Linked DNA regions of Homo sapiens: all the other regions are linked to region 6. Evidence: chromatin loops called from intact Hi-C (ENCODE). Cell type or tissue: PC-3. All regions are shown on one strand. Region 1 has its middle 210 kb from the start of UBE2E1. Region 2 overlaps LOC124909353 (a long non-coding RNA gene). Region 3 overlaps LOC105376993 (a long non-coding RNA gene). Region 4 has its middle 120 kb from the start of UBE2E1. Region 5 overlaps UBE2E2 (ubiquitin conjugating enzyme E2 E2). Region 6 has its middle 65 kb from the start of UBE2E1.

Region 1 (5,000 bases), 140 kb before region 6:
AAAAAATAACTAAGCCTTACCTAAGGGAGGATAGAGTTTCGTTTCTGTATGATACATTTTGGTAAGTTTAGATTTTTAAAAGTGAATGTGCATTACTTTTGTAATCAGAAGAAAAAGACATAGCAAAAAGGTAAAATTTGGAATGGTGGAAGCAGCCTGGGTAGAAAATTGTTTCAGTAAGAATTGTTTTAACAGGAGATGGACTGGGCCGGGCGCGGTGGCTCACGCCTGTAATCCCAGCCCTTTAGGAGGCCAAGGCAGGTGGATCACGAGGTCAGGAGTTTGAGACCAGCCTGACCAACTTGGTGAAACCCCGTCTCTACTACAAGTACAAAAATTAGCCGGGCGTGGTGGCGGGCGCCTGTAATCCCAGCTATTCAGGAAGCTGAGGGAGGAGACTCACTTGAACCCTGGAGGCGGAGGTTGCAGTGAGTCGAGATCACTGCACTCCACCCTGGGCGACAGAGCAAGACTCCGTCTCAAAAAAGTAGATAAATAAAATAAAAGGAGATGGACTGGGGTGGTAGTTTGAGAGAGATGTTTGATCAAGGGAGGAGCTTTAAAAATGGAAGCTACTAGAGCCTGCTTATGATGATAAAAATGACCTAAAAGAGAAAGAAGGGAAGGGAATGTACACTTGCTGCTCAGATCATTGACATCACCTGGGAGCTGGTTAGAAATGCAGAATCTTGGGCCCCTGGCCCAGACCTGCTGAATCAGACTGTGCATTTTAACAACTCCCCAGGCAATTCACACACACATTACAGGTGGAAAAGCACTAAGGAGGGACGCACTGGGGTCACAAGCCTTTTGGTAGGAAGGGCAACCTCTGTCATTGCAGGAAGGAAGATCCTGTGGGCTGGTGTAGATGCAGGGAGACTTGTTTGTTTGGAAATGGAAAGATGAGAGAGTCACCCTAACAGTTTCTATTTTCTGAATAAAGAATAAAGCAAGATCACCTTCTAGGAGGCGGGAAGGGAATGTGGGAGGTTGAGAAGAAAGTACGAAATAGTCATCTCAGAAAGAGAAGAGTGACCTTATAGAAACATGGTAGGATTTCCAACCAAGGTTGAGTGTCCACGAGGAGTGTGAACTCATGACCTAAAAGAAGTTAAATCTAGTGTCAGCCAAGTTGTGTGGCTTTGTCCAGCAGCGTTCAGCTCATTCAGCACACAAACAAGAGAAGGCAGACAGCCAGATAAGAGAATTAAGGGACTGAATTAATGAAGGAACTTGCGAGGAACTGATTTAAGTGATGGATCCTGAAATCCATCCCTGTCATGGGGGTCCACAGGCAAGAGGAGGATGGAAGGTAGTAATTACAGATGAAATAGTGGGCTGTCTGGTATTAATACATTTCACTGTGTGATTAGTCTTTAAAGTTTCGTTATTGACAACGTAGTCAAGTTACTGTAACTGGAACAGATCTCCTGCCATTCTGAGTAGAAGAATTACTCTCCACATGACTCAGGTTTTGAAAACTACTGAGTTTATGCAATTTGGATATATGCGCCACTGTATTTCTCCACGAGTATTGAAAATTGAGGAAATTCTGTAGTCTGAATTACCAGTAAAGGCAATACGGGGTGTCCTGAGAAGGGGAAGAGAAGAATCACTAGCATGCTGGCCTGTGCCACGGTCTTTACATTCATCTCCTTCTCTAATCCCCAGGATAAGCCCTGTAAGAGAGGCATAATCACCCCACAGTTTACAAGTGAGGAAACTGCCACAGAAAGGTTAAATAACTTGCCCCAGGTTACCCAGCTGGGAAGACTGACCTTGTCAGGATTTCGGCCCCCTGGGTTCCAGACCCTTCCTTACACCTTCCCATTACTCTGTAAAAAGATCCTCTTAGTTGTGATCATATGTACAAACAGGTGCACGTGGGCCAGCACACACATTCCATAGTTCTGGCCACATTTTGTTTGGCTAACAAAGTAATGAGACACCCTGGACAGTACATTCTTGGGCGGTGATGTGACTTGCGGAAGACGGAGGTTCTCAGGCATATGGTAGCATTTCTTATCTGTAGATTTAAAAATGTTGCCCTTCTGATTGGGAAAAAATTCTTTTAGTACTATTAATGTAGAAGGCTTGAGATTTTAGAAAGCTGTGAAAATTGTGTGCCTTTGGGCAATGGAAATAGATCTCTGTGGCAGAATATAAAAGGGTAATCTACTGGGACAAGATTCTGTGTGTGTATTGTTATTATCACCACCATCATCACAATTACTACCCCTGCTGAATATGTACCCAGTAAATATTCAGCATAAAGCATCGAACACATGGTGTGTATGCATACAAACACAGGTGTGTGTGTATGTGTGTGTATATACAAACATGTAATTTCATTTAATGCTTCCTGTAATCCCCCGAGGTGTATCTTATCCCTATCACATAAAAACCCAGAGATTTTAACAGAGCCAAGCTTGCGTAGCTGCTAAGTGGCAGAGCTGGGTCTCAAACCCAGGTCTCTGTGGCTGTGAAGCCCCATGTGCAAAAGCACAGTGCTGTGCCACCTCCCAGTCCGAGTAAACTTGATACATATAATTGTGTATTTACTAACTGATGAAGTAGGGAATTACTGAGTTTATGCAGCCAAAACCCTTGAACGTAAGGAACATTCAGCATTGTGTCAAATGGACCCCAGGCAAAGCAAAATATTGTATGCCAGCTCCGCTGGGTGTAATAGCCCGTATTTCCCTATTAAGGGAAAAACAAAGCAGGAGGAAGTTAGAGCAATCCTTACAGATCAGGGTATTTGGAAGAAGGCAACACAAATCGGTCCCAGAAAAGCGCGGAGTCACCTCTGCCCTGCAGGAGCCGGCCATGGTCAGCTCTGTGTCTTCTCTTCCTTCTGGCAGTGGGTTTGTTTCTCTGTTTTTCTTTTCTTTTCTTTTTTTTTCCCAATCCCCATGGAAAGATTTCCAGTCGTTTTATAGCTGAATTCAGTGGAAAAGTAATGTTTATTCACCTCACAGCCAATTTGGACAGAGCACATTTCTATTCCATAAAGCAAGGCATTGGTACATTCATGATTCAGAATTACAGGCACATTCCTTGCGTACAGTTGTGTTTCAGCCTGGATAAAATTAAAATGTCACTTTCCTTTTTCTTTCCTGTGGATTCGCTTGAGTTGCTCTCATTAGGCAGAACTGGCACTCTTGGGAGAAATGCCAGGCTTCAGAATGAAGGCCTGGTAAATGTAACCTCATCAAGTTGCAGTAGCCGGAAAACAAGACATGAGGTGAACATCGGCATTAAGTGCACTTCTCTCTCTCTGTCTCTCACACACACACACACACACATGCACATACACACACAATCTGCCTTCCTTTCTGCCACTTTACTGAATCCACTCACAGATCACCAGTCATCAGCACCAACAGCATCTTCTAGAAGCTGATCTTCAGGCCTCCATAGCAGCCCATGCTGTTAACCCTCCTTCCTGAACTTCTTTTCTCCCTGGGCTCTGGTTCGAATCTCACGTGCCCCAAAGGTGACCTTCCACACTTCTGAATGTTTCTGATCCCTGGTTTTCTATCCTGTGTCTTCTCTCCTTCTCTCTTCCTTGGTGATCTCAGGCACTCAATATGCATGCATTTATTGCATCCCTAGACCACGTACAGTTGCAGAAGAACCGCAAAGATAAAGATGAAGCCTATCCTGTAAGGAACCGGATCTGTCTGATACTGTGAATTGTTCCCTTAAGTGGAAGTAATTCCAGCAGATTTCCCGTCCCCAAAAGGATGCAGACAAGAGAGCATGGGCTTTGGAATCGGACGAGCGGGGATTGAGGCCAGTTCCATAACCTCTCACCCCTGGGTTCCTTTCTACAAACTGGAAATGAAAACACCCACTTTATGAGGTTATATTTTAAAGTTTCTGTCAAATAGTAGGTGCTGAATAAATGTTATTATCTACCTCTCTCCTTTCCCAAATTCTTATTCTGACAAGATTTATTGATCTCCTCGTATGGGCAGCCAGACTCTCCTTCATGAGCCAGTGGGCGTGGCTGCAGCTGCTTGCCCCATTCCTATCCAGTATTCTTCACCTGGAATACCTTAAAAAGGCTAAAATTTAATTAAAAGAGGACGAGAAAGAAAATGAGTTAAGTAGGGGGTAGGGTAGAAGCACCGGATCCGTGGAGACTGAGGGGTTGTTCCCAGAAGTGATATAATTCTGGTGAAATTTGTTTCAGATATTTCATTGGTGTCTGTGTTAAAGCTGCTACTCCACCTTCACAGCTCTAGAAGGATACGCAAAACAGATGAATTGTGGGCCTACAGAGGGGGGATTTCGGATATTGTGAGTTAGAACTGGGAAGAAAACTTTTTACCACATACCTTTTAGCATGATGTGAATTTTAACCACGTGCAACTACTATATTTTCAAAAAATAAAACTAACCAACCAGAAAACAACATAGTTCTCTTTAGCAAACAGTTTGAGGACAATTGGAAGCACCATCTTTATGCTAAACTTAGCACCTTTCTCTTTTGCTAAGAATAAACCAAAATTAGCTCAGAAAGATGCCTGATCGCCAAGAGTTTGCCGACACCCAGGTGTGTCATGAGCCTCAAGACAGAACCCGGGTGCGTTGCAAACCTCATCTTTAATCGGCTGCAGGAAGCTCTATCCAGCTGCCGCACCGCAGGGTTCGCTTCACTGATGTGAGAGTGGGAATCAGGGATCAGGTTCCAGCCTGGGCCCTGGTGCTGTCTGGCCTTCAGCTCTCTGGGCCTCACTTTTTCTTTTATGAAATGTGATTTGTAAGGTCACTCTCTGATCCTCTGATCTGTGTACTGTGTCGGTAGAGTAATTAGACCTCATCCTCCCCTCCCAAGCCCTAGTGGACCACAGCCTTTCTCTGTTTCCACCCTATGAGGGCCTGAGATTCTCATGCTGAGAGTGCCTTCTTGGCTTTTGATGTAATTTCTAGAAATGCCCCTCAGACCCCATCAAGATTAAATATAGTATGTATTTTCCAAAGGCAGTTTT
Region 2 (5,000 bases), 72 kb before region 6:
CCTAGGCCTGCACAGGGTCAGGATGATCAATATCACTGTCTCCCACTTCCATATCTCGTCCCACTGGAAGGTTTTCAGGGGCAGTAATATGCATGGAGCTGAAAACGCCTATGATAACAATGCCTTCTTCTGGAATACCTCCTGAAGGACCTGCCTGAGGTTGCTTTACAGTTAACATATTTCTAAGTAGAAGGAGTACACTCTAAAATAATGATAAAAAGTATAGTATGGTAAATACATAAACCAGTAACCTAGTCATTTATTATCAAGTACTATGTGTTATTCATAATTGTATGAGCTAGACTTTTAGTTGACTGGCAGCGCAGTAGGTCTGTTTACACCAGCATCACCACAAACACATGAGTAATGTGTTGTGCTATGATGTTACAATGACAATAGCATTACAACAGCTTTGCGTCACTAGATGATAGGAATTTTCAGCTCCATGATAATCTTATATATGGAGACCACTGTCATACATGCGGCCCATTGTTGACCAAAGCGTTATGTGGCACATGATTGTAGTTGTTTATAGTCAGCATCCCTTCTGATTGGGTGGTCTGTGCCATTTTTGAGCATTGCCTCTTGGAACAAGGTATAAGAAAGACAGAGCCCAGCTATAACTTTAGGAATGTCCGTACCCTCAGGAATATCTGTATCCTTAAGAAGGGCAACAGGGTTGCTGAGTACAGGCTAAAATAACGATAAAAAGTACAGTATAGTAAATATGTAAAAAAAACAAGTATTATCTATTGTTTTCTTTTTTGTTGTTGTTTTTTATGTATTGTGCATAATTGTATGCATAATGCTTTTATATGACTGGCAGTGAAGTAGGTTTGTTTACACCAGCATCATCACAAACATGTAACACATGTAACTATAACACAGTTAAGTCACCTGCAACATCACTAGGCAATAGCCATTTTCCAGCTCCATTACATTCTTATGGGACCACTGTTATATTTGTTCTCCCTCACTGACTGAAATGTCGTTATGTGGTATGTGACTGTACAACATAAACTCTTCATTGTTTACTTTGTGGCTTCTTTGCATGGCAGTCATCTGAACCTTGTTCCTAAATTCGGGGACTTCCCCACTGTTATGGTCTGAATATTTGTGTCCCTCCAAAATTCATGTGTTTAAACCTAACCCCCAAGGTGATGGTGTTAAGAGATGGGGACTTTGTCACTGCTGTATGTGGAAACTAAATAAAAAGGAGATGGGGATTTGGGGAGGTGATTAGGTCATGAGGGCTCCACCCTCGTGGATAGTTTAAGGGCTTGAGGGAGGCTTTCTGCCCGTTCTGCCATGTGAGGATGCAGTCATTCATTGCTGTCTATGAGAAACAGGCCCTCACCAGACATGGCGTCTGCCAGTCCCTTGATCTTGGACTTCCCAACCTTCAGAACTGTGAGTGATAAATTTCTATTGTTTATAAATTACCCAGTTGAAGGTATTTTGTTACAGCAGCCTGAATGGACTAAGACACCCACTGTATATGTTTGGGGATTGATAGGGTGTATCACTTACCACAGAAGTAAAAAAGAAGGCAGATTCTTGCTTCATTCCTGCCCCAAACATGAGTTTGTGGTGGACATGTGTCTCAGTATGGCAAATCAGATGCCCCTGCCCAGGGCTTTGACGCTCACAGTGGGAGGCAAAGAAGCAGAGAGAGAAAACTATCCCTTCAATAAATCCTTTTCCTGCTTAAGTCTGATTTAGAGCTGGTTTCCACTGCTTTCAAGGTTAAGATGTTCAAGGCTGTGCTGGGAAGGCAGGTTGCCATGCAATCCCAAAGTGTGTGTGCTCGTTAAATCTACACCTCCTCTGAGAGCCCAGGGTAGGTCACCAGCCATCTCATTCCTCCTGGGACTCAGGGGATTTCCTGGAATATGGGACTTTCCGAGATAAAGCTAGACATACTGGGCAAACCCAGGTAGTTGGTCAACCTAATCTGAGCCCCATGGACTTAAAAGAGCTTTGGTGTTCCAAGTCAAGGCTGTCTTGGCTCCAAGTCAATTCATTAATATGTCCTGGAGAAAAGGAGGGATCCCAGGAATGCCTTTTCCAGAGACAGCTTCTGAAATCAAAGGCCCTCTGAGGAAATGCTTAGTAGGAGTCACTGATTTTATAAGAGTGACTCATTCAGAACATTTCGATGTAAGCAGAGGTGGATTTACCAGCGAGCTACTGAAACTTGAGCTTCAGAGGCCCTTGTTTGCCCTTGGAAGCCATGGTAGGGGCCCAATGAATAGTCACAGGATCATATGTTTTTGTCAATTTTACAAAAGTAAGATTTTTTTTTTTCTCTGCAGTAGGTTAAGATGCCTGTCTCTTTCTCTTCTGACTTCCCCTCCTATTAAGTGGTGGACGTTGGCATGTCCAAGTGCATTTCTGAAAATTCTGCTAAGGGGTCATTCAGTTTAGAATACATTTAGTTTGGATTTAATGGGATGTGTGCCTGAAGTCACTGTCACTTCTTTGTACAGTTGTACAGTTTAAGCTATTGCTGGCAGGGGAAACGCACATATCCTACCTTGAGTATTTTATTTGATGCCAAAATGCTTCTTTAAATTTTATTCTATTTTATTTTATTTAGAGACAAGGTCTCTAAAAAATATGTTTCCTGGGCTGGGGTGCACTGGCTATTCACAGACATGATCATAGCTCACTGCAGTCTTGAACTCCTGGGTTCAAGCTATCCTCCCAAGGAGCTGAGACTACAGACACGCACCACCATGCCCGATTCAAAGTGCCTCTCATATCCACAGGGAAGAAATGCTGAGTTATCCATAAACTTCAAAGCCTGAGCATGGCTGTGGGAGGCAGCTAATAGACAACTCTGCAAAGAATGGGAATCATTTTGAAAAGAAGCGTGGAGCTTTCACAAAAGAGAAGAGAGCTAGAGCAATAAACAATTTCTATCTACACAAAGAGGAGCAGACACGTTCCTGTCTTGGACCCTTTATTTTGGACTCCGGTTGGTCTGAATTGAAACTGCCTTTTAGTTGGGAGCTACAGAAAGGCTGGGACCTTGAGATCACAATGGATGCTTGTTACACGTGAGATGAAAGTTTGAGGAGGAGTGTACATCAAAAGATGCTGCGTTGATGACGTCAGAAATTATATGCTGAGAGAGCCTGTTGCAGTGAAGAAGGTGGGGTTTGCCTCCCGCAGGTGAGGCCCTGCTCCAGCCCCATGCCCAGTATTACCATGGCACTCACAAAAACACCATTTATCCTATTCTTTGTTTTTTGCTGCCTGGGAACTCCTCGAAGGCAGGATCTTGTTGATGATGTTTGTATCAGCAGCACCTGGCAGAGTGCCTGGGCCCAAAAGTAGACTCCCAAAAAATGTTTGCTGAATTTAATGACAACATCTTGCAGGTTCTGTGACCACCATGACATCCGGTGCCCTGCTGCTTAATAAAGGTGAGTAAGAATGAGGTGCTCTCATAATAAGAGACTTACATAGAAAACCAGCTCAGGGGATTCCAGGACCACAGCTCCTTTCTCCTCCAGGCCCAGTGCCAGGAAGTGTGGACAGACAGCTCTATGTGTCTGAAGCCAGGGATCTGTGGGGGTTGCAATAAAGGCAAAAGTAGCAGGATTTGTGCCCTCTTGTAGAAGCCAAGGAAAGAGAGAAAAGTGTTGTGGGAGAACAAGCAAAACAAACAAATAAAACTCCACTGAAAGTAAATCCATGTCTATTATTACAGTCACACCTTTAAGTAAAATTATACATAAGGATGTAAGCACAAACCAGTTTTAAAAATTCTTAGAGCAGTGATCCTTAGATGGGTAGGTTGAGGCATCCCAGTACCAAGAACGCCCCTCAGGTGCACCACACAGTTTTACTCAATGCATGAAAACTGTTTCAGCTGCAGCTGGGAACACATATATATATATATATATATACTGCTCTGACGAGTCTCTTCCAGGTGAAACACTGATTACTGAAGTTCAGGGAATGGGGTCTAGAGCTGGGTCTTGAAAACAAAGAATGGAGTGTCCTGGAATTTGGGAAGCTTTGCCCTGCGAGTATGTAAAAAGGCACCATGAGGGCAGTGAGAATTCCAAAGGACCACCAGGGGTATGGGTGGGGATAATTATGTGGGCAATTAAGCCCATGGAAGTATGCTGTCAGATGAGAAGTCCCTACCCAGAGTGAGGGCTGCCACTTGGGATACATTCTTAGTGTTTCCTTAACTTCAACTCTTTAACTTAGCTTCTCTGGAGTTTTTGTTTCTTCATTTTTCCTTTTTTAATCCTCACATTCGAAATAATTTTAAATTTACAGAAAAGTTGCAAGAATAGCACCCAGACTCACCAGTGTTAATAATTTGCCACATTTGCTTTATCATTCTATGTATCTACATTTTTTTTTCTGAACTATTTGAAACTAAGTTGCAGACATCATGTCCCATTTACCCCTAAATATTTCCACCTATGCTTCCTGAGAACAAAGACATTATTTTATGTAACTACAGGACAGGGATCAAAATTAGGAAACATGGCTGGGCGTTGGCTCATGTCTGTAATGCAGCACTTCGGGAGGCCGAGGCTGCAGGATCACTCGAGCCCAGGAGTTCGAGAACAGCCTGGACAAAATAGCAAGATCTGTCTCTACAAAAAAAAAAAATGAAAAAATTAGCCAGGCATGGTGGAGCAGTGCCTGTGATCCCAGCTTCTTGGGAGGCTGAGGAGGGAGGGTCGCTTGAAGCCAGGAGGTCAAGGCTGCAGTGAGTGTAGCCACTGCACTCCAGCCTGCCCGACAGAGCAAGAGCCCTGTCTCAAAAAACAAAAAAAGGAAAAAACATGGATACAGTGGTTTCAATCTGTAAACATATACCGGCTTTGCATTCAAATTTTGCCAATTGTCGCAATATCTCCTTGTACTTAGCGGTGCTGCCCAGTGAAGCTTTCCACAGTGATGGCAAGGGCTGCTGAGCGCTTAAAATGTGCCCAGTGCGACTGAGGAAGCCCATTTTAAATTGTATT
Region 3 (5,000 bases), 91 kb before region 6:
GCCATTGTGGCCTCGCAATCACTGCAGCCACTGCAATCATCACATCTGCAGTCAGCAAGGAGAAAGGTGGAGTGGCAGCACCTCTAGCAAGAAAACCAAAACACTCTGTGAGCCTCACAGCAGCCTTCTCTTGGGTCTCATTGACCACACAGCTGGAGCATGTGGCATCCCTGGAAGGGAGCTTAGAGAGAAAAAGTTGGGGAAGAATATTGGGTCAGCCACCATGATCATGTGCCTGCCACAGAGGCCCAACATAGGCCCCAGAGGAAGACCCTGATATTGGCATTTCAAGCCCCCGCGGATGCTATGTTGGGTAGTTAATTAAACCTGGCCCCGCTGTGCCTCCAACAGAAGCTTCCTGGTGCTTCTGGGTGATCAAGTCTCGGTGTACTCCATCGAAGTCTCTCAGGATGCTTTCTAATAGCTCAGCCTGGTGCAACATAGCATACAAATTAGACAGTTCATTTCTCAGAAAAGTATTTGTATTTTCTTTGGAGAGCTGACTATGTATTTGGAGAGGAAATGGCTTGTTGTTTGCCTGCCCTATCAGGTGCTTTTACTTGTGTCCTCTTGTTTAAGCTTCCCAATGGCCTTGCGTGTGTGGTGGATGTTCTCACAGGCATTGGGGTGGGTCTCCCTCTGTCTGCTCTACTCTCCTCTGTTGTGGCAGCCATGGGATTTGGGATGTGGACACCAGGCCCACAGGGTGGGCCTGATTAATCTAAGCCAGTCAGAGTAATCTCATTACCTTGGTAGTCATTGGTGCAGAAATGAGCTTGTAACCAATCTGGCGCAATGAGATTCAGGGGAAGGTTGCTGGGCTTCTGGGAACCTGTTTGCTTGGGCTAGAGAAAAAGCCACAGGAAGAGCAGTTTGTGTCTTCAGCTAAATGTGAACGGGAAAACCAGGAGCCCTAATTGCTGTGGCTGTATCCTGTGACCCTGAGAGCAGCCCTGTTTAGAACAGATCCAACACTGGATGGCAGCCTTGGAGTCAGAAAGAGCCTGGGTCCTTGAGGACATCACTGAGAAGCTGGACCAACCATCCTGATGACCTCACAATCTGTAGACGCCCAGATATGTGAGCCCATCTGTTTCCTTATGTGAAAGTTAATGTGGTTGGATTTTCTCTTACACTGAAAGCATCTAACTGCTCCAGGTGTTATGCCCGTTTTCAGTTGAGGAAGCTGATATCCAGAGAGATGGAGTAACTTGCCCAAGGTCGCACAGCTTGTGTGGCAGAGCTGGGCTCGGGACCAAGGTCTGACTGTTGGCTCCACACCCTGCAATTAATCTGCTGTTCACTGGGAGAGGTGATTCGTGTATTTCAAGATTATAAGAACAGCTCAGACATGCTTAACTTACTAAGAAACTGGTATTGGACTTTTCACACTTTCTCTGAGTTCAGAGCTGGGCCATTTCCTGTGTAACAGGGATCTCCAGAATATCAAAAGACTTCACAAATCACAGTGGTGCCAAAGAAGACAGATTTAATACTGGTTTTCAGGATGACATCAGTTCTTTTTCTCCATTTTTAAAAGTAGGCAGTAATGATGACAGCATATAAAACAAATATATACCAGGTCGTAGCTTCCAATTTCCTCTTATCAGAATTGACAAATGTCCCACACCGTGCAGGAAGAGTGCAGTTAAGAAGGGGCACAGAGTTATCTGTGAGTTTTCATTACTTTTGTTCATTATACTGCTGCATTCCCAATCTTTTCACCCTCAATCCTGTGGGTTAAAGGACTGCAAATGCAGCAGTGTAATGAGCAAAAGTCTAAGAACTTTTTCTGGAACAACTTAAAGTCTCAGAATTGGACAGAATTTGGAGGACAGCTGGTTTAGTCCCTCCCCCGTGGCAGGCAGGAGTCCCTCCCAGAGCACCCCCTGCTAGGCAGCCATTTAGCTTTCCCTAGAAAACGCTCTGGAGAGGAGTCACTCTTTTCTACTCTCCTTGCTAGGAAGCTCCTCATATTGCACTGACTTCGTGCTTATGTATTGTTATAAACCAAGTCACTGTTCTTCAGAGCAGAATGGATACCAGCTCATTAAAAGACAAATGGCGACAAATTATCTTTGTGACTGTGTTCTCTTCCCAAGGTGATCTGATGAGCCATCAGTAATAGATACCCCCCAATAGGGTGACCAAGCCTACTTACCCCTTTACCCCTTAACTCACTCTAGGTAGAAATGGGATACACATCCTGTCTGTGAATTTGATGTAACCCAGGAGAGAGACAAGGGGTAACTTCAAGGTTTTATGTAGCTGAAAGATGACCTTCAGGCGGGGGATGACTTTGTTTTTTGCCTTATTTTATTTTATTTTATTTCAAAATCACACATTTGTTTAGCTCTAAGAGTTAAATACCACTACAAAGCTAATAATGAAAAACAGCAGTCTCTACCTATGGTCTCCCTGTCTTTACATCTTCCTCTCCAGAGGCAACCCCTTGCAAGTCTTCTGGCCATTTCTTCTGGTGTTTATACTTAAATTTCTCAATAATGTGTTGATACTGTTATTTCTTGATTTTTCAGTTTTAGGTATAATCCAATTTCTTCCTATCACAGAAAATGAGGATTGAGCATGGCTTCACCTCTCCTTCCTTTCCCTGGTGCTGCTCCTGACCCCCAACCCCCACCACTCACATGCAAACTTCCTCTTCTATCTTCCCAATATAGTTGCATCATAGTTTTTGGTTGAGTCAACATGTATTATTTAGATTTATATGATGATGTAGATCTTGCTCACAGCTGAGCCATGCAATGAAATCCAGAAAGAATAAAGAGGCATGACTGACCTACTTAACAGAGAAAACACACATGTGACCTGAGGTGCCAAAGCCCTCCCTGGAGTGTTCCACACCAACTAATTCAGACTGCGGGGAAAGGATTGCTGAAGGTTACTTGTTCTGTGCCTGCCAGGTTGAAGCAAGACCAACTGCTGAAGGGGTGGGCGAGGTTTGCCTCCCTTCCTAAGGAGGTGGAAGTGTGAAGATTTTGCACACTGGACAAATAAAGAGATGAAAACAAGGGTGAACTCAAGACAGCAAAACAAAGCCATAAACCAGCCCCTACCCGTGTGGGAACCTTGCTGAAGAGTTTGATGTTTTTCCTTTTTCCTTTGCACTCTGGGAACAGTCATATGAAGCATCCTGTTTAAATACTTTTCTCCTTTGAAGCAATACCCTCTAGTTACTCATGACCCTTCAGTGATTCACAAACCATCTTGTGCTTCCTATGAGTTGATGTAGGGTGGGCTGGGGACCAGGCAGTAAGAGAAGCCTGGCGTCTCCACATCACCACTCTGCAAGCTTCCGTTTTCTCCAGAGTGTTCTGAGTCTGTCCTCCCCAACCCCTCCCTGTCGGGCTAGGCCATTTTGCCTGCTGTCCCTCCACCGGCATTGACAAGCCCTAGGGGCACCACTGCTTAGGGGAAGGGCAGCTTCTGCATGTGGCCCTCTCCTGGAGAAAAAACATGCTGATTTTGTTTTTAAAATAAATGTTAGCTGGAGCACTGGCTCACACCTGTAATCCCAGGACTGTGGGAGGCTGGGAGGATCACTTGAGCCCAGAACTTCAAGACTAGCCTGGGCAACATAGCGAGACCCCATCTCTACAAAAAAAAAAAAAATCTCCTTAAGCTGATAAGCAACTTCAGCAAAGTCTCAGGATACAAAATCAATGTGCAAAAATCACAAGCCTTCCTATACACCAATAACAGACAAACAGAGAGCCAAATCATGAGTGAACTCCCATTCACAGTTGCTTCAAAGAGAATAAAATACCTAGGAATCCAACTTACAAGGGATATGAAGAACCTCTTCAAGGAGAACTACAAACCACTGCTCAACAAAATAAAAGAGGACACAAACAAATGGAAGAACATTCCATACTCATGGATAGGAAGAATCAATATCATGAAAATGGCCATACTGCCCAAGGTAATATAAGATTCAATACCGTCACTATCAAGCTACCAATGACTTTCTTCACAGAACTGGAAAAAACTACTTTAAAGTTCATATGGAACCAAAAAAGAGCCCACATTGCCCAGACAATCCTAAGCCAAAAGAACAAATCTGGAGGCATCACACTGCCTGACTTCAAACTATCCTACAAGCCTACAGTAACCAAAACAGCATGGTACTGGTACCAAAACAGAGATATAGACCAATGGAACAGAATAGAGTCCCCAGAAATAATACCACACATCTACAACCATCTGATCTTTGACAAACCTAACAAAAACAAGCAATAGGGAAAGGATTCCCTATTTAATAAATGGTGCTGGGAAAACTGGCTAGCCATATGGAGAAAGCTGAAACTTACATCTTATACAAAAATTAATTCAAGATGGATTAAAGACTTAAGTGTTAGACCTAAAACCATAAAAACCCTAGAAGAAAACCTAGGCAATACCATTCAGGACATAGGGACGGGCAAGGACTTCATGACTAAAACACCAAAAGCAATGGCAACAGAAGCCAAAATTGACAAATGGGGTCTAATTAAACTAAAGAGCTTCTGCACAGCAAAAGAAACTACCATCAGAGTGAACAGGCAACCTACAGAATGGGAGAAAATTTTTGCAATCTACCCATCTGAAAAAGGTCTAATATCCAATCCAGAATCTACAAAGAACTTAAACAAATTTACAAGAAAAAATCAAACAACCCCATCAAAAAGTGGGTGAAGTATATGAAAAGACACTTCTCAAAAGAAGACATTTATGCAGCCAACAGACACATGAAAAAATGCTCATCGTCACTGGCCATCAGAGAAATGCAAATCAAAACCACAATGAGATACCATCTCACACCAGTTAGAATGGCGATCATTAAAAAGTCAGGAAACAACAGATGCTGGAGAGGATGTGAAGAAATAGGAATGCTTTTACACTGTTGGTGGGACTGTAAACTAGTTCAACCATTGTGGAAGTCAGTGTGGCGATTCCTCAAGGATCTAGAACTAGAAATACCATTTGACCCAGCAATCCCA
Region 4 (5,000 bases), 55 kb before region 6:
CTTCACAGCAACATCCAGACTAGTGTCTGACCAAACAGCTGGGCACATAGCCTAGCCAAGGTGACACACAAAATTAACCATCACATGCCTCTTCCCTTCATGTACCCTGGCTGCCCAGATATTCCATCAGTCTCTGGAGCCTTAGGGGCTTTGTTCTTTCTAGTCCCTTTGCCTGTGATATGTTCCCCTTCTTTATTTAGCCGGGGTCTCAGGTTAATAATCATACCCTAGAAAAGCCCTGATTGATTCCCGTAGTTTAGTTAGGATCCCCTGGTGTGACCCTACCCAGCTTCCTATATTTTTCTTTCACATCCTTTGTATACTTTAAAAAATGTGAACATTTATAAAGAATTGTTTCGACTTTTCCCTCTTGGACTGGAAGCCCCTCATGGTATCCTACTCTTCCTATAGTGCCTGACACATAGTAGGTGCTCATCAAAACCTTGGGGCTTCTCTAAATGACGTACAGACTTGGAAGCCTTCTCAGGGAGTCTTATGTACAAGTAAGGAGACTCATGAGAGTCAAACAGCAGGATTTAGGCCCAGGTCTTCTAACACCAAGTGAGATATCTTCTCCCTGCACCCTCCAGTTTCAGGGCAGAACCCCAAGTGTCCCATTCTGAGCTGGCTGACTTATTTTGCCTTACTAAGAAAGCCAGAGAGCCTCTCTGACCTTCAGTCTCCAAATTCACAAATGAAATCCATGTGGAGAAGGAGCTTCTTTTCACAAGTTAATATGGTAGGACCAGTGGATCAAAGGTAGATATCAAGAGCTACAATCTCACGCCTCCATACCTCCCATTCCACCCCATCTTATGAGAAACTTTTCAGACTAGATACTAAGGAAAGCAACTATGTATTAAATGCTCGCTATGTGCCAAAGACAGTTGTAGTGCTTTGGGGTATATCTTCTCACTTAAGCTTCACCTATTTATGTACTAATATTAACCCCATTTTACACATAGGGAAACTAAGACATGAAAACTTGAACAAATCTTACAACCAACTGATGGTAGATCCAAAATTTCAACCTAAATGGTCAAGATCCACAGGCTGTGTTGTTGTTGTTGTTGTTGTTGTTGTTGTTTTGTTGTTTTGTTTTGAGACTCTCTCTCTGTCTCCCAAGCTGGAGTGCAGTGGTGCCATCTCAGCCTTGATCTCCTGTGCTCAAGCGATCCTCCCACCTCAGCCTCCCAAGTAGCTGGGACTACAGGTGTGCACCACCATGCCCAGCCATTTTTTTTTATTTTTTGTAGAGATGGGGTCTCATTTTGTTGCCAGGCTTGTCTCAAACTCCTGAGTTCAAGTGATCCTTCCGCTTTGGCCTCCCAAAGTGCTGGGATTACAGGTGTGAACCACTATGCCCAGCCTCAGCCTTTGTTCTTAATCACTTTGCCTTAGAAGAGATGACCCTTAATGTGTCTAAAGCAGTCAGGCCAATGAAATCAAATGTGAGCCATAAAATGTGAGTCACATATGTGATTTTAACTTTCCTAGTGACCACGTTAAGAAAAATGATTTTTTTTTTTTTTTTGAGATGGAGTCTCACTCTGTCATCAGGCTGGAGCGCAGTTGGCACGATCTCGGCTCACTGCAACCTCTGCCTTCCAGGTTCAAGCGATTCTCCTGCCTCAGCCTCCTGAGTAGCTGGGATTACAAGTGCACACCACCACACCCGGCTAATTTTTGTATTTGTAGTAGAGACAGGGTTTCATCATGTTGGCCAGGATGGTTTCGATCTCTTGACCTCGTGATTCACCCACATCAGCCTCCCAAAGTGCTGGGATTACAGGCATGAGCCACCGTGCCCAGCCCGAAATTATTTTTAAAAATTTTATTTAACCCAGTATATATTTAAAAATCTACCATTTCAACGTGTTCAATATAAATAATTATGAGATAGTTTACATTGTTTTTTCATACTCAGTCTTTGAAGTCTGGTGAGTATTTTATACCTCCCAATTCGGCCCAGCCACATTTCAAGTGCTCAGTAGTACTTGTGACTGGCACCTACCATATGGCAGCTGGACTGAGCATGTCTAAAGGAACTCTCGGTGTAACCCTTAGACGCTGAAATAACCAGGCTGCTCTTACTCCCTACCCACAATAAAATTCCCACTGTCCCAGCCAGGGACCGCGAAGCTCTGCCCCCTTTAGGATGCCAATCAGTTATTGGAATACCTGAGCCTGCCTCTCAACTCAGTCTTGGGTGTTGGGGGGTTATGACCATCTTCATAAACTGCAGTTATCTTTCACCCCATGGACAAGAATCCAGAGTCCACAGTCCCTGTCACGTAGATTGGGATCTTGGTTTGCCAGTGGTGAGGCGGCCAGTTCTGTGCACTCACCCTGAGCCTCTCACTCCCTCTCTGCCTGGAATGAGTCCAACTTGGTGAGTCAGGGCATGAGTTATGAGTAATCCAGAAGGCCCTGAACAATTGTCTTCCTGACTTTTGAATCACCCGATCCTCTCTGGGATCAGATCAAGTTGGGGGAGTTGGTTCTGTTGGTTGGCAGGGACGGGCCCCCTGCTGAGATGTCTCATCTGGTCCCTCCTTTTTCTCTTGGCTCCCTGACAGTTCAGGCATTTGGCAGAGGGAACTTAAATTTTCTGGAATTGCTTTTGCAGGGAATTTATCATGAACTCACCAGTCCCTTCACGTGGCTTCCATTCTCTCAAGGTTTAGTTCATTGGTTTGGGGGTTCCCCTCCCTACTTTTTTTCCCTTTTAAAAGCTCTAACCATTAAAACATAACTTAGTAAGCTAGAGAGTGGTTTAAATAAAATGAAAAATCGAAAGACAATTATGGTTATGGTGTGTTGTCAACTTCTCACTTGTGAGAGACCAGTCTTTCCACCTGAACCCTCACCCAGAAAATTCTGCAGATTCTACTTTCAGGCCCCTCTGCCCACAGTATTGGCAGAGACTTTTATACACTGGTGCAAAATTTAAAATTCTTCCAGGAGAAAGAAGTGCTCCAATCCTAGAGGGACTCTCATGTTGAAATATAACAGTGGAGTTAATTAGCATTGCAGGGCTCACAAAACTGCCTCCAGGGGCTCCTTCTCAGATTTAAATCAGGGCTGTGTGTGAGATGGAACAGCTCCCACAGAAAGACCCCTTCCACCAACAGCTCTGACCACCGTTTTTTCATCCTTCTCCTTTGGCTCTGCGAGGAGGAACAGCTGAGCCTGGATCGGTGGGCAGCATTTACCAGCTGCATGCTAATAGTGCCCAGGGCCCCTTCCCAGCCCACCTCCTGCTTTCCCCTCAGCACTTTGCTTCTGAAGCCAGATCTCCTTAACCCTTTAAGTTCACACTTATCCCTGTCCTAGAGTGGCAGCAGTTGGGTGAGCCTGGACTTTTCCAGGTTGGGGAAGAAGTCAGGGGGGGCCTTTGGCCCAAGCACTCCTTTCAGCTCAGCCTAAGAAAGTGCATTTTCTAAATGACCCTGCCATTTTTTTTGTATCCTGGACATGAGCTAGATATCTGCTTCATAGATTCTCTGCATGCGTTTCACAACCTTGCCTGGTAGGTATTCTAATCTCCATTTTACAAAGGAGGAAACTAGGACTGAGAGAGGAGGTGGTGTTTCTAAGTTGAACCTGCATGAAAGATGGTTCTAGGATCCCAACCCAGGTCTGTCTTGCTCCAAAGCCCCATGCCAGGAACACTGTTCCCCACCCATCCCCAGGCCGAAATGGTGGAGATGCTGCTGCACTATTACTGCTACAAATGCTAGTGATTATAATAGGAGCAGCAAATACTTTGTAACAGATCACATTTTGCAAAGATGGGTAACTAATTAAACATTACACAGAAGGCCCTGGTCAGAGCTGTTAGGGGCTGGTGGGAGGTGTCTGCTCTGCACAAGCTATCCCATCTCACATATAGCCTCGATTTAAATCTGAAGAATGGCCTGGGTAATATAGTGAGACCCTGTCTCTGCAAAAAATGAAAAGTTAGCCAGGTGTGGTGATGCATGCCTATAGTTCCAGCTACTGGGAAGGCTGAGACAGTAGGCTGAGCCCAGGAGATTGAGGCTGTAGCGAGCTATAATTGTGCCACTGCACTCTGGCCTGGGTGACAATAAGACCCTGTCTCTATAAAATAAAATAAAATAAAATAAAATAAAATCTAAGAGCTTGTTCAGGGGGATTTATGAGCCATGCTGTGAAATATATGAGTATAGACATCTGTATTGATATCTATTTCTAAACAGGCATACCTCAGAGATATTGTGGGTTTGGTTCCAGACCACACCAATAAAGTGACTATCACAATAAACTGACTCACACAAATTTTTCGGTTTCCCAGTGCATATAAAAGTTGTGCTTATAAGGCCAGGCACAGTGGCTCACGCCTGTAATCCCAGCACTTTGGGAGGCCGAGGCAGGCGGATCACAAGGTCAGGAGATCGAGACCATCCTGGCTAATATGGTGAAACCCCGTCTCTACTAAAAATACAAAAAAAAATTAGCCAGGCATGATGGTGGGCACCTGTAGTCCCAGCTACTTGGGAGGCTGAGGCCGGAGAATGGTGTGAACCCGGGAGGTGGAGCTTGCAGTGAGCTGAGATCGTGCCACTGCACTCCAGCCTGGGCAACAGAGCGGGACTCCGTCTCAAAAAAAAAGAAAAAAAACAAAAGTTATGCTTATAATATACTGTAGTCTATTAAGTGTGTAATGGCATTATGTCTAAAAAAAGTATGTACCTTAATTTAATTATTTATTTATTTTCTCAGCCTGGTTCAAGGGGGAATCTTAACTTTAAAATTCTTTATTGCTAAGAAATGCTAATGATCAGGCTGAGCATGGTGGGTCACACCTGTAATCCCAGCACTTTGGGAGGCCGAGGTGGATGGATCACCTGAAGTCAGGAGTTCAAGACCAGCCTGGCCAACATGGCAAAAGCACATCTTTACCAAAAATACAAAAATTAGCAGGGCATGGTGGCATGCACCTGTAATCCCAGCTACTTGGGAGGCTGAAGCACAAA
Region 5 (5,000 bases), 160 kb before region 6:
CCCTTAAAAACTTGCCTGTGCCTACTCTGCCTGTGCTCTCTGAGTGGAAGAACAAAGCCTGGATGACAGCACATCTTTTTTAATATGACGTACTGAATATTTTAAGCCCACGGTTGAGACCTACCTCTCAGAAAAAAAAAAAAAAAAAGATTCTTTTCAAAATACTAGTACTCAAAGATCTAATATCCAGAGTCTACAAGGAACTTAAACAAATTTACAAGAAAAAAAATTTAAAAGTGGGCAAAGGACATGAACAGACACTTCTCAAAAGAAGACATACGTGTGGCCAATAAAAATATGAAAAAAAGCTCAAAATCACTCATTAGAGAAATGCAAATTAAACCACAATGAGATATCATCTCATGCCAGTCAGAATGTCTATTATTAACAAGTCAAAAAACAACAAATGCTGTCAACATTGCAGAGAAAAAGGAATGCATTTACACTGTGGATGGGAGTATAAATTAGTTCAACCATTGTGGAAGACAGTGTGATATTTCAGTGACCTAGAGGCAGAAATACCATTTGACCTACCAGTCCCATTACTGGGTGTATACCCAAAGGAAAATAAATTATTTTGTTATTAAGATACGTGCACACATATGCTCATTGCAGCACTACTCACAATAGCAAAGACATGGAATCAACCCAAATGCTCATCAATTATAGACTGGATAAAGAAAATGTGATACATACACACCATAGAATACTGTGCAGCCATAAAAAGGAACAAGATCATGTCCTTTGCATGGACATGGATGGTGTTGGAAGCCATTATCCTCAGCAAACTAGCACAGAAACAAACCAAACACCACATGTTCTCACTTATAAATGGGAGCTGAATGATGAGAGTACATGGAAACATGGTGAGGAACAGCACACCCTGGGGCCTGTCAGAGGGGGCAGGGAAGGGGAGCATCAGGAAGAATAACTAATGGATGCTGGGATTAATACCTAGGTGATAGGATGATCTGTGCAGCAAACCACCATGGCACGTGTTTATCTGTGTAACAAACATGCACATCCTGCACATGTACCCCTGAACTTAAAAGTTAAAAAAAAATTTTTAAATACTACTACTGGTTGATAATACACCTGGTCACCCAAGAGCTCTGATAGAGATGTATGAAGAGTTGAATGTTGTTTTCATGCCTGCTAACACAGCATCCATTCTGAAGGCCATGTATCAAGGATTAATTTCAGCTTTCAATTCTTATTATTTAAGAAAACTAGGCAGGGCGTGGTGGCTCATGCCTATAATCCCAGCACTTTGGGAGGCCAAGGTAGGTGGATCATGAGGTCAGGAGATCGAGACCTTCCTGGCTAACATGGTGAAACCCCGTAAAAATACAAAAAATTAGCCAGGCATGATGGCAGGTGCCTGTAGTTCCAGCTGCTCAGGAGGCTGAGGCAGGAGAATGGCGTGAACCCAGGAGGTGGAGCTTGCAGTGAGCCAAGATCGTGCCACTACACTCCAGCCTGGGCAACAGAGCAAGACTCCATCTCAAAAAAAAAAAAAAAAACCTAAAAGCCTGGGTGTGGTGACTCATATCTGTAATCCCAGTGCTTTGGGAGGCTAGGTGGGAGGATCACTTGAGGCCAGGAGTTTGAGACCAGCCTGGGCAACATAGCAAGACCCTTTCTCAACAACAACAACAACAAAAATTAAAAGTTAGCCAGGCATGACGGTTTGTGTCTGTAGTCCTAACTACTTGGGAGACTGATACAGGAGGATCACTTGAGCCCAGGATCGCGAAGTTACAGTGAACTACGATCGTACCACTGCACTCCAGCCTGGGCAACAGAGCAAGACCCTGTCTCTTAAAAAAAAAAGAAAAAAGAATACTATTTCCTAAGGCTATAGTTTCCATAGATGGCGATTCTCTGATGGATCTGACCAAGGTAAATTGAAAACCTTGTGTAAAGGATTCACCATTCTGTGTGCCATTAAGAACATTTGTGATTCATGGGAGGAGGTCAAAATATCCACATTAACCAGAGTTTTGAACAAGTTGATTCCAACTCTCGTGGATGATTTGAGGGTTTCACAACTTTTATTGGAGGAAATAACTGCAGATGTAATGGAAATAGCAAGAGAACTAGAATTAGAGTAGTACCTGTAAATGTGACTGAACTGCTATAATCTTATGAACAAACTTGAACAGATGAAGAGTTGCTTATTATGGGTGAGCAAAGAAAGTGGTTTCCTAAGATGAAATCTACTGGTGAAGATTGTTTGAACACTGAAATGACAACAAAGTTTTTAGAATATTACATATAAACTTAGCTGATAAGACAGTGGCAGGATTTAAGAGGCTTGATTCCGATTTTGAAAGAAGTTCTGTAAGTGAAATACTGTCAAACAGCAACATCACATGCACAGAGAACTCTTTCCTGAAAGGGAGAGTCGATCGATGCGGCAAACTGTATTGTTGTCTTATTGTAAGAAATTGCCATAGCCACCCCAGCCTTCAGTAACCTGATCAGTCAGCAGCCATCCACATTAAGGCAAGATCCTCCAACAGTAAAAAGATTACGACTTACTGAAGGCTCAGATGATTGTTAGCATTTTTTTAGCAATATTTTTAAGGTATGTACTTTTTTAAGACATAATGCTATTGCACACGTAATAGACTACAGTATAAACACGCACTGGGAAACCAAAAAATATGTGTGACTCACTTTATTGTGACATTCACTTTATTGCGGCAGTCTGTAATCAGACCTGTAACATTTCCAAGGTATGCCTGTATTTGCAGTGCAATGATAGAGATATGAACAAACAAATCAGAGATGGGACACATAAGACTGCTAGGAAGCCCCTGGAAGACATCCTCAGGGAGGCTATGCTTGAACTAAATGTTGAGAAATGAGTAGAAGCCTGCCAGGTAAAAAAGTAGAAAAGGTTATCCCAGGCAGAGGAACCAACATAAGCAAACAAACATAATCATAAAAGAGCAGGGCTTATTTTTTTATTGCATATTTTAATAACTTGATTCAGGTAATCAGATGTCCCAGAAAATATCCCAAACTTTACAAAATATCTTAAGTTTTAAAAATCCTTATGGTAATGTCACGTAACTTCCTATCTAACGTCAGATCTGATTCATGTTAAACACGTTTTGCATATGGCAAAGGGCTTTTATTTCAGGTAAATGGTGAAATTGTTGGTCCTTTTATTATTTTTTTAATTTTTATTTATTTATTTTTGAGGTGGGGTCTCACTCTGACACCCAGGCTGGAGTGCAGTGGCACAACCATAGCTCCCCACAATCTTGAACTCCTGGACTCAAGGGATCCTCCAGAGTAGCTGGGACTATAGGCATGCACCACCACACCCAGCTAATTTTTAAAAATTTATGTAGAGGCGGGGTCTCGCTATATTGATCAGGTTCATCTTAAACTCCTGGCATCCTCGAGCAGGGCTTATTTAAAAAGCTGAAAGTCATTTATTATGGTTAAAGCATGAGGGGAGGAGGCTAGAAAGATAAAGTCTGGATCACAGAAGACCTTGGGAGCCATGCTGAGTTTGGATTTTATCTGAAGAGAATGTCTTTAAGAAGACAATCAGGTATATATTCTTAAAAGATGCACACAAATACATATTTGTTTTCAATTTGTATATGCTTTACAAGGATTAATTCACTTAATTCTCATAACAAACTATGAAGTGTAGGTACCATTATTCTCCCCATTTTGCAGTTGAGGAAACTGAGGCACAGTAATTTCCCAAGGTGACCTGACTCCGTGGTGGAACTAAGTTAAAAACCCAGACATTCTGGATCCAATGCCCATGCCCTTTTCCACTATGCTATACTATCTTTGTGTTTCTTCAAGATGTGTATGTTTTCTTATGAAAGGGGAATAAAAAAATTTTTCGTGTAATTTCTTCCATACCACCTACCAACCAAGATAGAATGTTCTTTGGTCTTGCAAATAGAGTCATTCAGCAGTTCAGCAGTCTGCCTGTCTTTTCTCCATTTCCTCAGGATTCACTTTCCTCTTACCACTTAGCTGCTGCTTATCCCTTTTAGTCTGGATTTTTTGTTTTAGTTTCAGGGGTACATGTGCAGATTTATTATATAGGTCAATTGCATGTCACAGGGGTTTGATATACAGTTGGTTTTGTCACCCAGGTAATAAGCATAGGTAGTTTTTCTATCCTCACCCTTCTCCCACCCTCCACCCTCAAGTAGGCCATGGTATCTGTTGTTTGCTTCTTTGTGTCCATGGGTACTGAATGTTTAGCTCCCACTTATAAGTGAGAACATGCGGTATTTTGTTTTCTGTTCCTGTGTTTGCTTAAGATGATGGCCTCCAGCTCTATCCATGTTGCTGCAAAGGACATGATCTCATTCTTTTTTATGGCTGCATAACATTCTATTGTGTATATATACCACGGTTTTTTTCTTTATCTAGATAGTCTACCATTGATGGGCATTTAGGTTGATTCCATGTCTTTGCTGATGTGAATAGGGCCATGGTGAACATACACATACATGTTTCTTTATGATAGAAATATTCCTTTGGATATACCCCGTAATGGGATTGCTGGGTCAAATGGTAATTCTGCTTTGAGTTATTTGAGAAATCACCACACTGCTTTCCGCAGTGGTTTGTGGAAACGCTTTACACTCCCACCAGCAGTGTATAAGCATTCACTTTCTTCATAACCTTTCCAGCATCTGTTATTTTTTGACGTTTTAATAATGGTCATTCTGACTGGTATGTGATGATATCTCATTTTGGTTTTGATTTGCATTTCTTTAATGATCAGTGATCATTTTTTCCTATGCTTGTTGGCCACATATATGCCTTCTTTTGAGAAATGTCTGTTCATGTCCTTTGCCCACCTTTTAATGGGGTTCGTTTTTTGCTTGTAAATTTAAGTTCCATGTAGACTCTGGATATTAGACGTTTGTTAGATGCGTAGTTTGCAGATATTTTCTCCCATGCTGTAGAGTGTCTGTTTATTCTGTTGAGTGTGTGTGTGTGTGTGT
Region 6 (5,000 bases):
TCTTCAAAGAAAGTGTCAACCAAGCAACATTTTCAAATGGATAACCTCTGTAATTTTTTAATGAACTTCACTGAAAATTGGAAAATGCCCAGAGACAGGTCCACCACAGTCATGATATGTGACTCAATTAGTATGAAACTGTGAAATTAGGGTCTGGGTGGAGCCACACACCTGAGTTATTTGTCATCTGGACTAAAGGTCTTTGTCCATTGGAATGGCATCCCGTGTATGGAATGGCATACACGCCCATTGATGTACATTCTTTCTTCTCAAACCACAGGTTCTCTTATTTTGTGAAATTTTTGGTTGACTCAGAATAAATTTGTATAATTCGCCCTTCTGGTCTTTCTATTAGAGCACTTAAATTATTCCACTGAAACATACCAAAAGCTTTCAGACCTTTAGCATTGACTGGGAAGTGATTGAATAACAAATGAACTCAAGTCATCAGGGAAACTCTTGTTTAAAAATAAAGGACTCAGCTGCTTTTAAACAGTTTTGCTTCAGCCCCCACTTATTTATCACACCTCTTAGAAGTTTAAAACTATTTGCTTTTCTCTGATTGATTTGATCCTTGGATTTAGCTGTCTTCTTCCACGGCAGGCAATGCGTGGAGGGTAACCCTCTTTGTTCAGGAGCCGTGTCCTCTGGTTAAGACAGTGCATTTTTGCTTCCATATCAGGAATTTCAGTGATATCCATTCTCCTCAGGGATTAGAGATTGTTAATTACTTTCTGTTTAAAAAAAAAAAAAAGGGAACCCGCAGCACTGCAGCTTGGCAGGTTCTCTAAAAATAGAGGATTTAGGTTATTTTTAAAAACCCTCATTGAGGGATCATGACCATGAGTCACATTTATCTCCAGAGTTTGCCTGCTGAAGGAAAACCACATGGTTCTGTGGACATTTAAACCCTCCCTGAAACACTGCCACCTCTACAGAACAAACAGTCCCATCTACCCATCCATGAGGAAATGGAGAAGAATTTGTGCCTGTGGAATTTGAGGACCCAATTTAGTTTAAAATAGATATTTCATGTCCAGAGGCTGTGAACTGTTTTCTAAGCACGAGCTCTTACTAATGTTTGTCATGCTGCTGTATGGCTCATTTTACTTATTGTTAGGTTTATTCTTTTCCTTTTTCAGAAATATTCACAATCTAATGAAGAAATATTCATTGAGGAAGAGCTCTATGGCCTGGGAGGTATCAGTCTTCTCCAAGACATCAATTTTACTTGCTTACAGAACATAAAAAAGAAATTTTATGTGATAAATGCATTAATCTACAGCTACTTATGATTAGGCTGTTCTGGCTAAAATGGAATACATTATCTGTAAGACATCTTTCATACTCCCAAGGCACTTTAAAATAATGAAAACATATAAAATAATATCTAAGTAATTAAAGTAATGGCAAATAAAAACTTAGCATTATATGGAATTGCCTATCGGAGTAATATATCTCTTTTTATAAGCCCTTTGTGATATTGCTATTAATTTTTAAGTAACAAAATATTGCTCTTGAACCAAAAATGGGATATTAACTAACATATACACTATTAATTGCTTTACAAATGCAAAGTGCTAAATTCCAGCTCATAAAAATAAACCTTTGAGGATATCTAATAAAATCTACACACAGTGCCTGCTTCTGAATCATCTAAGGAGTAGAGGAGACTCCTCATATTGCTTCATAAAAAAAGAGACACTGTGTCCCTTCTGTGAGTGGATTTTTCTGCCTCAGGAAGCCTGGTATTGTCCACCCTCTCTCCCCACCTGGCAGTCATTCTTTCCGTTCACCCCTCCCCTTCCTTGATGACTCAGGTATTTATTCACATCCCCCTTTCTGATAATGAGTCCTCTAAGCCACAAAGTAAAACCAGCATCTTTCAAAACATTGTCACTTTTTTTTTCAGTTTAGTTTGTTTTGTTTTGTTTTGGTTTGTTTCAGACAGGGTCTCACTCTGTCACCCAGGCTGTAGTAGTACAGTGGCACAATCATGGCTCACTGCAGCCTCCACCTCCCGGGAGTGATTCTCCTACCTCAGCCTCCCTAATTGCTGGGACCATACCTGACTAATATTTTGTATTATTTTGGTAGAGGTGGGGTTTCACCATGTTGTCCAGGCTGGTCTCAAACTCCTGGACTCAAGCAATTCTCTCACCTCAGCCTTCCACAGTGCTGGTATTACAGGCATGAGCCACTGTGCCCGGCCATCACCTTCTTATAGATGGTATTCTGCCCCAGACCAGCCTGTTTTCTCGGCAACCTCCTACTGTCGTGATGTTTCCAGTCCTGTGTGTCCCACAGAATTGACCTAATGCCAGATTTTTCTTTATTCACCAGAATGTGATTGATTCAGCACGTCCTGGATTACTTAGTCCCAAATGAACTCATTTCCCTGGGGACCACACCCAATGCCCCTGTGTACACACCACTTATGCCAGGAGCCTTGGGTGCGTCATTTAAGGAGGCACTCGCTCTTGGATTCATGTAAGTTTAGGGTTAGCAGTTGCATAATTCAGAAAGCGAGTGCTTCCTTAAATATGGTGCCCTTCTTACCTGAGCCCTAACTTATTCACAGTCCAGCTTTTCCAGCCCTCAACTTGTTTTACTGAAAATATCAAGCAACAGGTAGAGAGAGGAGTTAAAGTGAACAATTACTTAAAAGTGGGTACAAGGGCCCTCTTTCCCACCATACTTTGCAAGGAGCTCTTCTTCTATTTCCTGAAAATAGTATCCTTGGAACTGACAGAATGGACTCCTCAGCATTGGAAATGAATTCATTTTTAGCATATGAACTGTTTCTTGGCAGCATTTCTGTAAACTATTTGGAGGGAAATCGCATGCTAGGTGTGTGTAAAATCATGAAATCATCTAACATTTTTAGGGTTCCCTGTTTTTCCATTTAGAGAGTTTTAATGTATATTCATTATAGTAAAATTCCAAGGCTGGGTGCAGTGGCTCACGCCTGTAATCCTAACACCTTGGGAGACCAAGACGGGAGGATCCTTGAGCCCAGGAGTTCGAGACTAGCCTAGGCTATATAAAGAGACCTTGTCTCTACAAAAAATTTAAAAATTAGTTGAGCATGGTGGTGGGCACCTGTAGTGCCAGCTACTCAGGAGGCTGAGGTGGGAGGACTGCTTGAGCCTGGGAGTTCAAGGCTGCGGTGAGCTATGATCATGTCCCTGCACTCCTGCCTGGGCCACAGAGCGTGATGCTGTCTCAAAAACAAAAACAGAAGATTCTGAGAATTCCTGGAAGAGGAAAAAGCAGTTTGTTTAAATTTGTTGTAACCAGCATTTGAACACAGAACCCCTTGAGGTGGGGGACATCTGTTAATGCCATACAGAAGTGGTATTCTGAGAAACTGCGTTAGGGAAAGCATGGAGTAGACTGAGCATTGGATTTAGGATGGGAGACTTGGATTCTAAGCCTGTTCAGGAATAATAGGACTCAGCACTCTTATTCACTCTGTTACCAGATCTATACATAGAAGGATTTGGATCAGGCTAAGGACCCTTCCAGGTGTCAGATGCGAGTGCTCTGTAACTCACCTCTGTTTTTCTTTCACTGGTGACCATCCTTCCCTGCTGGGTCATAGGAGGAAAAGAAAAACAACAACAACCTTTGTATACAAATATGCCAGCCCAACTTGGTTCTCTTGTATTTGGCTGCAGATCAAGAACAAACTTTCAAGTGGCATTTCGAGAGAATCCAGGAAAGCAGTTTCAATCTGGAAATTTGCTCTCCTTAAATATTTCAAAAACACATTTAGGTAAAATCAAACAGCGGAGTAACTGAGTGCCACCCCCTCTGCTAACCCAGAGGCTGAGAAGTTTCTCAGGGGCCCCCGGCATAGAAATCCAATATCAGAAACACCTACCAATATTGTAACACCCACCAATACTGTAACACCCTAAATCTTTCAGTAATTTTGCCAAGAATTAGGCTTTGGATTCTGCACCAGAGTTTAGTGACTTCAGTTAATTCCAGCTTCAAGCAAATCTTGGATGTTAACCCTGATTGTCAGCCTAATCTTTATTCAAATATATCAATACTTTGAAGGCCAACATAAAGACAAATATTTGCCTCTTGTGCTAAAGTAGCCAACTTTTAAACAATAAACAGACTGAGTGAATCACTAATTACCATTTTTAATCATTTTTGTCCCACGTTTTGAGAGATTTTTGTCTAGCAAACTATATTTACTAAGCAATTAATTTGTTTTCCTTGTAAAAAATTAATCCAAAATGCATACCACTTGGCTGTCTTCCCGGGCAAAAGCAGACGCTTGTTATTTGAGTTATATTTATTCATTCCGTTTTTTAAATTTTTATTTATTTTGTCTTGCTGTAGCTTATATTTAAGTAAATGTACAGAACTTTGAAGATTCCGTTTCATAAAATACCTGATGAATACCACTGGACGCTTGCGCTGCGCTGCTCCGGCTTCTGCTGACAGAGGCTTAAAGAATGGAATTCAGGCACATTTTAATTCATTCACTCACTTGGTTTTCAGTGGACAACTGTGAGACCTTTCCTCGGGAGAGCTCGTGTCCACTGAAATTTCCTATCCTCGGTGTAATAAACCTGTCACCAAGATCCTAAAAAATTGGTAGGGAGCGCTTATTAAATGCAGGCCGGTGGTGCGCCGCCATCCACGGCCCCACCCCCCGCCGCCTCCACATGTCGCTGTCTGCCCCGGGCACCCTGCAGGCTCCGGTGGAAATACCTTTCCACCTGCCTTTGAAGAGTGGCGGTTGGGCTGGCAGTTCCCCAGAGCTAAGAGACCTCCCCTCCCGTTCCCTAAGACAGTAGGGTACAGTTATGAGCCCTCTGGGATTTAGGCTTATTTTGTGTCCAGGGATTTATTGACTCATCTGTCCCCCCAAATCGGTTATTTTGGGGGGTAGATGAGTCAATATCCAAGTGTCAGGGAGATACTAAGGATAGATGCAAAGACAGACACGTGGCGGAATCAAACAGGCCAATTTCACC

The links. Peaks named below come from ENCODE experiments on the same cell type or tissue, not always from the same donor. Only the 100,000 strongest peaks of a DNase experiment are listed, where the experiment ranks them.
Region 1: it touches region 6 in a loop (4-fold over the local background); 3 of 110 quality-filtered maps call a loop at or near these places.
Region 2: it touches region 6 in a loop (5-fold over the local background); 4 of 110 quality-filtered maps call a loop at or near these places.
Region 3: it touches region 6 in a loop (8-fold over the local background); 4 of 110 quality-filtered maps call a loop at or near these places.
Region 4: a loop joins it to region 6, with 3 times the contacts of the local background. A loop is called at or near these places in 6 of 110 quality-filtered maps.
Region 5: it touches region 6 in a loop (9-fold over the local background); 2 of 110 quality-filtered maps call a loop at or near these places.

Annotation. Positions count from the first base shown.
Region 1 is chr3:23,598,432-23,603,431 of GRCh38, forward strand. No RefSeq gene overlaps it. Among named protein-coding and RNA genes, the nearest start is that of UBE2E1, 210 kb to the right of the region's middle. In PC-3, no CTCF peak of the experiment used is centred here; a DNase peak (open chromatin) is centred at 1,940; H3K27ac peaks cover 1,097 bases.
Region 2 is chr3:23,666,629-23,671,628 of GRCh38, forward strand. LOC124909353 (a long non-coding RNA gene) reads left to right here. Exons shown (of 2, transcript XR_007095844.1): 1 at 1-3,431. Among named protein-coding and RNA genes, the nearest start is that of UBE2E1, 140 kb to the right of the region's middle. RefSeq lists enhancers at 1,439-2,638, 4,874-5,000. In PC-3, no CTCF peak of the experiment used is centred here; DNase peaks (open chromatin) are centred at 1,023, 2,063 and 3,423; H3K4me3 peaks cover 897 bases; H3K27ac peaks cover 4,172 bases.
Region 3 is chr3:23,647,805-23,652,804 of GRCh38, forward strand. The region is part of intron 2 of LOC105376993 (a long non-coding RNA gene); the gene reads left to right. Among named protein-coding and RNA genes, the nearest start is that of UBE2E1, 160 kb to the right of the region's middle. In PC-3, a CTCF peak has its summit at 967 (motif pointing right); DNase peaks (open chromatin) are centred at 2,767 and 3,197; H3K4me3 peaks cover 648 bases; H3K27ac peaks cover 1,643 bases.
Region 4 is chr3:23,683,560-23,688,559 of GRCh38, forward strand. No RefSeq gene overlaps it. Among named protein-coding and RNA genes, the nearest start is that of UBE2E1, 120 kb to the right of the region's middle. In PC-3, no CTCF peak of the experiment used is centred here; DNase peaks (open chromatin) are centred at 2,462 and 4,272; H3K27ac peaks cover 2,587 bases.
Region 5 is chr3:23,577,879-23,582,878 of GRCh38, forward strand. All of the region lies in intron 5 of UBE2E2 (ubiquitin conjugating enzyme E2 E2), which reads left to right. Among named protein-coding and RNA genes, the nearest start is that of UBE2E1, 230 kb to the right of the region's middle. In PC-3, no CTCF peak of the experiment used is centred here; a DNase peak (open chromatin) is centred at 2,683; H3K4me3 peaks cover 620 bases; H3K27ac peaks cover 1,690 bases.
Region 6 is chr3:23,738,881-23,743,880 of GRCh38, forward strand. No RefSeq gene overlaps it. Among named protein-coding and RNA genes, the nearest start is that of UBE2E1, 65 kb to the right of the region's middle. In PC-3, CTCF peaks have their summits at 4,707 and 4,912; DNase peaks (open chromatin) are centred at 211, 911, 1,771 and 2,411; H3K4me3 peaks cover 3,104 bases; H3K27ac peaks cover 4,103 bases.